Linked DNA regions of Homo sapiens: region 1 is linked to region 2. Evidence: read pairs that join two places in POLR2A ChIA-PET (ENCODE). Cell type or tissue: A673. All regions are shown on one strand. Region 1 overlaps TNS2 (tensin 2). Region 2 overlaps RARG (retinoic acid receptor gamma).

Region 1 (2,500 bases), 160 kb after region 2:
ATGCCCACTCCTCATTCCTAAGGGAGGGTGCTTTCTCCTGGGTCTCCTGGGTCCAGGCCAGGGGATGTGAGGGCTGTGGGGTGCTGGGAGGGGGGCAGTGTTGATGTGGGCTCTGAGCTTGTGGCCTTCCTTCATTTTCTCTGGCCCAGTAGAACTTTGGTGATGAAGGTGACAATGGCGCCAGCAGGCTGATCTGGGTCAAGCTCTGCAAAGAGGTGACACACATTCTCCCAGGGGCTTCCCGGCTTCTTGGCCACGAAACCAAAGATCCTAGGGGGATAAAGGGTGGGGAAGGGGCTTAACATTCCTTCCACAAGGGAATGTAGCTGGCCTTGGTGAGACAAATCAAATGCCAGCATTGAGAGGACAGCAGCGCCCTGGTCCCTTGGAAGGAAGAGGCTGAATTCGTGGGGAGGCTTACTTGGAGGTGGTCCCGTCTGGGTTGGTCCATCTGCAGAAGGAGAAGAAGGTGAAGATGCACACCCCAGGGGACAGCTGCTGAAGGGGGGCCGGGGCCGGGGCTGGGGCTGGGGCTGGGAGCTGGGACCTGGTGGGACCATGGGGATTTGGGGCAAAGGGTTTGGAGGGAGAGTCACCTCCGGTCTTGAGGGTCAGTGCTGGAGAAGGTGATGCTGTTCACTGGATAATGGCGGCGAAAGAAGAGCCTGCAAGGAGGAGGGTGAGGAAGGTCACACTCAGAAACATGAGCCCCCAGGGGCCTTAAGCATGGGGTTCTACAGGGCTGAGTATACATACTTCCTTTGGTTGTCCGTCAGTGTAATGCCCTGGGCTGACACCTTGAAGTGGACAACAGCTGGTGTCGGGCGGGGGCTACAGCTCAGAGCTGCAGAGCTGGCCCGGGCCACAGCTTGGGGGCCCGTCAGTGACTCTGTCTCCACTGAGGTCAAGTAGAGCACGCTGCAGGCTACAGGGGCAGGGAGTGGGTCAGGGAGGGAGTGCCCATCCCCTAGCCACCCCCACCAGCTCTTGCACATTCCCCAGCTACTGCTGTCACATGCTTTACAATCACATAGGTGACTTGTTAAAAAGGCAGATTCCATGACTCTACTGGATCTACAGTCAGAAGCGAGGCAGAGAAGCCTCCCTGCTACCACCCCATGATCGTCTTGTTCATGAGACTTTGAGAACCTAGGCTGAGGACCCAATTCCTCATCCCCGACAGTATGGGGCTCCCCTGCCCTCATGGGTTGGCCAGGGCTCACCCACCTCAAGGCCTTTCAGTGCCCCATGCCCTGTATCCACAATGCCCCCTTGGTGCCCAGGGAGAGGGAGGGGAGTGGAGGGGAAGTCTCTACCAGCACCCTGACGCAGGAGGTCTGCCGCTGTGCTCATGTTGGTGGGCACTGGAGCCTCTGGGGTCTCTTCCAGAGGATCTGAGGGCAATGAGAACCGACAGGGAAGCTCAGAAGGCAGAGTGTTCCCCAGGCTGGAGCACTCCCTCTGCTTCCCCAAGGGAAGGCGGGGAGCCAAGACCTCTGGATCCTGCTTTGGCTGCAGGGGGTAGGGAGAGGTGGGGAGGACAGATGACCAGACACTCACCTTTGCTGGGAATGCGCAGGCAGCAGGGCAGGGAGATGGGGGAGATGGAGTGCTGGGAGACCAAGGCGGACAGGCTGCCTGTGGGAGAGGAGGTAGGAAAGTCCCGAGATGCCCAGGGTGCCCCGCCTTTCCCTTCCATCCTCCTGAGATCCCTTGGCATCTCCCTAAACCGACCCAACGTAGCCTTCCCCAGGCTCCTGCTTCTCACCAAAGTAGGGCTCACTGGGGCAGCCCTTGATCTTCACCCCTTTGGGCCCAGTCTCGATGAGGAAATGGCGGACCAGCTGTTCCACGGGGTCCCCTGAGAGGAGGCGAGGGGAAGATTGCGGCTTTAGGATTCCAGGTTCCAGCTTCTTCCCTAATGGGATTCTTTCCCGAGCAGCTGAGGTCTTTTCCTACCTCTCCCCTCTACAGCGGCATGGCCAGCACAGCACCCCCACCTGCCCTGTTACCTTGCCTCTGGCACCACCCCCAACTTCATCCCCACCCCACTCAGGTTTGGGTGTTCTGTACCTTTCCAGGGCTGGGCACTGGGTGGCGGTGTGGCCACCTTGAGGGCCAGCCCATAAGCTCCTTGGAATGAATGACTGTCCCTGATCAGGAAGGCCCCAGGGTCCTTGTCCTTCAGCAGGGCAATGGCTGCAGGGTGAGGGGTAGCGGGCAGTGGGGAGGAGTTTTCACAGGGGTGGACTGAGCCCCATGCAGCCCCCCTCCTCTGCTGCCAAGCTCCATGGTCTCTGCCCTGACAGCTGTGGTGGCGGTAAGAGTCTGAGGCCAGGGCTCTAGAGTTCACAGGGGTTTTGACCATGTTGGATCTCACCGCCTTGGCCCAAAGCCCAGAATCACCTGCTGGTAAACACTCAGCCAAGAGTAAACACAGCTCAGACAGGAGGAGCCAAGAGCTTCAACAGGATGGGACTTAAAGCCAAGACAGACACCC
Region 2 (2,500 bases):
CCCCCCACCCGGTACAACAGATTCTTAGAAAAGCGCGCCCCGCCCTGGCCCAGCCACAGCCGCCTGGCGGGGGAAGGGCCGGGCCGGGCGCCGCTCCCGCTCCGCGGCGCTGCCCGTGTGAGCGGCGCTGACAGAGCCGGCTGGGCAGGCAGGCCGGGCGGCCCGGCGGCTGAGGGCGGGGCGCGGGGGAGGGGGGGATTTCCGGGAGTCGCCGCTGCTGGCGCTGTCCGGGGCCAGGGTCCCCCCATTCGGCCCTGCCGGGCCAGGGCAAACTTCTGACGTGGCCAGCCCCCCGCCCACCTCACCCCCTTCTCCGCCGGGCGAGGGCGCTCAGTGCCGGAAGGGGCAACCCAGGGAACAGTGTTGCGGCCTTGGAGAGCTGAGGGGCACTAACCGAAGGGAGGGCAGTTATGCCTAGGCTAGAGGGTATTTAAAGACCCTGAGAACAGTCAGTGACCAGAAGCGCCCCTATTGCCGAGGGAGCCCTTGGCAGTGAGAAACTGGAGGAGGGGAGTTGGCCATCAGGGGCAGATTCATCGAGGCGCAGTTGGCACGGCAGGCACAGCTTATGGGGTAGTTTTGTGCTCTAAAAGTGAAGTTATGTTCGAAGAAGGAGCATCGAGAGAGACGGTCGAGGCGCTTAGGGGGCGTCAGTTGCGGGATAAGGCTTCGGGGACTCGGAGGGAGGCGGCCCGGGCCGCGGCGGAGGGCGGACTGCTCGGGCTAGGAGGGGTAGACTCTGGCTGCGCTGGAGGGGGCGGGGGGACTCCGCGGCAGCGCTGAAGACGGCCTGGGCGGGGTGGGGCGGGGCCGGGTCAGGAGGAGGTGAGCGCGCTCGGCCACCCGCCCCGAGGGGGGTTCCCAGAGAGTTCACGGCGGGAGCGCGCTCCGGCCCTAGGACCGCGGGTGGGGAGACGGGAAGGAAGGAGGAGGCAGCGCGCGCCGAGCCGCAGGAATGCACTTTTCGGCCCTGAAGCGGGCGCGCGGAGGGCGAGGGCGGAGCCAGGCCTGGGAATGAGAGGGGTGGAGGTAGTGCAGGTCCCGAGCCTCAGGAGAGCAGCTGCGCGCGGGGACCTCCACGTTCCCCTCTCCCCAGTCATCCTTAACACCCCTGTATTGACTAGTGTGAAAAAGGGAGAGTTTGGGGAGAGGGAAAACTCTGAAAGGAAATGCTTATGCTTGGTTCCTCCTCTCCTTCTTCCAACCCCGACCTGGGCACGCGCCTCAGTGCAAATGCATGCAAAGCCTATGAGCTGTGGAGAGTATGCCTGCAAGCATTCTCCCGAGCAAGGTGTGTTTGCACAAACGTGTGTGCACCTATGATTTTATATGCGTGCTCACATGTATGTTCACTCTTGCATATTTGCAAATTCTTGGTGCCTGATAAGATAAATGCATGCACGGATGTGTGTCTAAGCAAGCGCGCGCGCCGCGGAGCGAGTGTACGTATGTGTATGTGTGCGCTCCACTCTCAGCTTTGCTCATCTCGGTGCCCGGCCCCCTTCGCTCTCCAAGCCCCACCCCCCACCCCTCCAGGCTTCGCTTTTAAAAAAGGTCTCCCCAGTGCTAGCTGCCGAAGCACCCAGATAAGAGCTGGACGGAGGCTAAAGCGGCAGCCCCAGCTTCGCGCCCCGCCCAGTCCCTTTCCCCTGCTGGGGATCCCCCCTCTTCCCCGCCCACCCCTTACCCGCATGCAGCCCAGCGCCCTATGCTAGCCCTCCCCCTCCCCCCCTGCTGGAGCGGGGCGCCGCCGGGGGAGGAGGGGGAATCGGCTGCGGGTCCTTGGTGTTTCCAGCACCCAGTTTCCCTTCAAGCCGGGTCGCGATGTACGACTGTATGGAAACGTTTGCCCCGGGTCCGCGACGGCTGTACGGGGCGGCCGGGCCCGGGGCCGGCTTGCTGCGCAGAGCCACCGGCGGCTCCTGTTTCGCCGGACTTGAATCTTTTGCCTGGCCGCAACCCGCCAGCCTGCAATGTAGGTACCGGAGTCCGGGGCTGGGGTGTAGGGTGCAGGAGAGGGTGGGATTTACTCTTTCCGTGTGTAAAGAGTGGAACTGAGGTGCAAGGAGGAGCTTCTGGCCCTTTCTATGTAAGGTACTGGCCCTTTAAACGTGGGGGCCTCAGCGTCTCCTTTGCGTGTGTGCAGTAGTGTTTGGAGTGTGTGTGGTTTTTATGGTGGGTGTTTAGCTCGAACCTGTGGTTGATGCCACTCCAGAGTTCCTGGGGATAGGGAGAGACCGAGGTGTGTGGGTAGTTTGCGCCTTCACGTCCGTGGCCCTGGAAGGATATGACACTCAGGACCGTGGGTGGCGTTTGTAAAGCCCATGTGGGAAGCTGGCAGTGTTAAAAATATCGTTTGCAGAGCGTGTGAATCCCTGGAGTGTGCAGCGCCTTGCCTAGGTGGTGTGGGTGTGGGAGCAAGGGTCTCTCCACCAGTGTCGCCTGCGACAGCTGCCAGGTCCACATGGCCTGTGAGGGGATGTTTGTGGCGTGAGGCCGG

What was found. ChIA-PET counts read pairs that join two places held together with the same protein. Peaks named below come from ENCODE experiments on the same cell type or tissue, not always from the same donor. Only the 100,000 strongest peaks of a DNase experiment are listed, where the experiment ranks them.
Region 1: POLR2A ChIA-PET joins it to region 2 with 15 read pairs; 11 of 35 experiments call an interaction of 5 or more read pairs at or near these places.

The regions. Positions count from the first base shown.
Region 1 is chr12:53,061,514-53,064,013 of GRCh38, reverse strand. TNS2 (tensin 2) reads right to left here. Exons shown (of 29, transcript NM_170754.4): 22 at 2,074-2,199; 23 at 1,769-1,861; 24 at 1,561-1,638; 25 at 1,317-1,394; 26 at 757-925; 27 at 597-665; 28 at 422-451; 29 at 1-270. The coding sequence ends at 132. Among named protein-coding and RNA genes, the nearest start is that of MIR6757, 5.8 kb to the right of the region's middle. In A673, a CTCF peak has its summit at 2,082 (motif pointing right); no DNase peak of the experiment used is centred here.
Region 2 is chr12:53,219,425-53,221,924 of GRCh38, reverse strand. The region is part of intron 3 of RARG (retinoic acid receptor gamma); the gene reads left to right. Among named protein-coding and RNA genes, the nearest start is that of RARG, 12 kb to the left of the region's middle. RefSeq lists silencers at 1-341, 902-951, 1,522-1,861, 1,986-2,280. In A673, CTCF peaks have their summits at 154 and 358; DNase peaks (open chromatin) are centred at 264, 864 and 1,444; H3K4me3 peaks cover 2,300 bases; H3K27ac peaks cover 2,264 bases.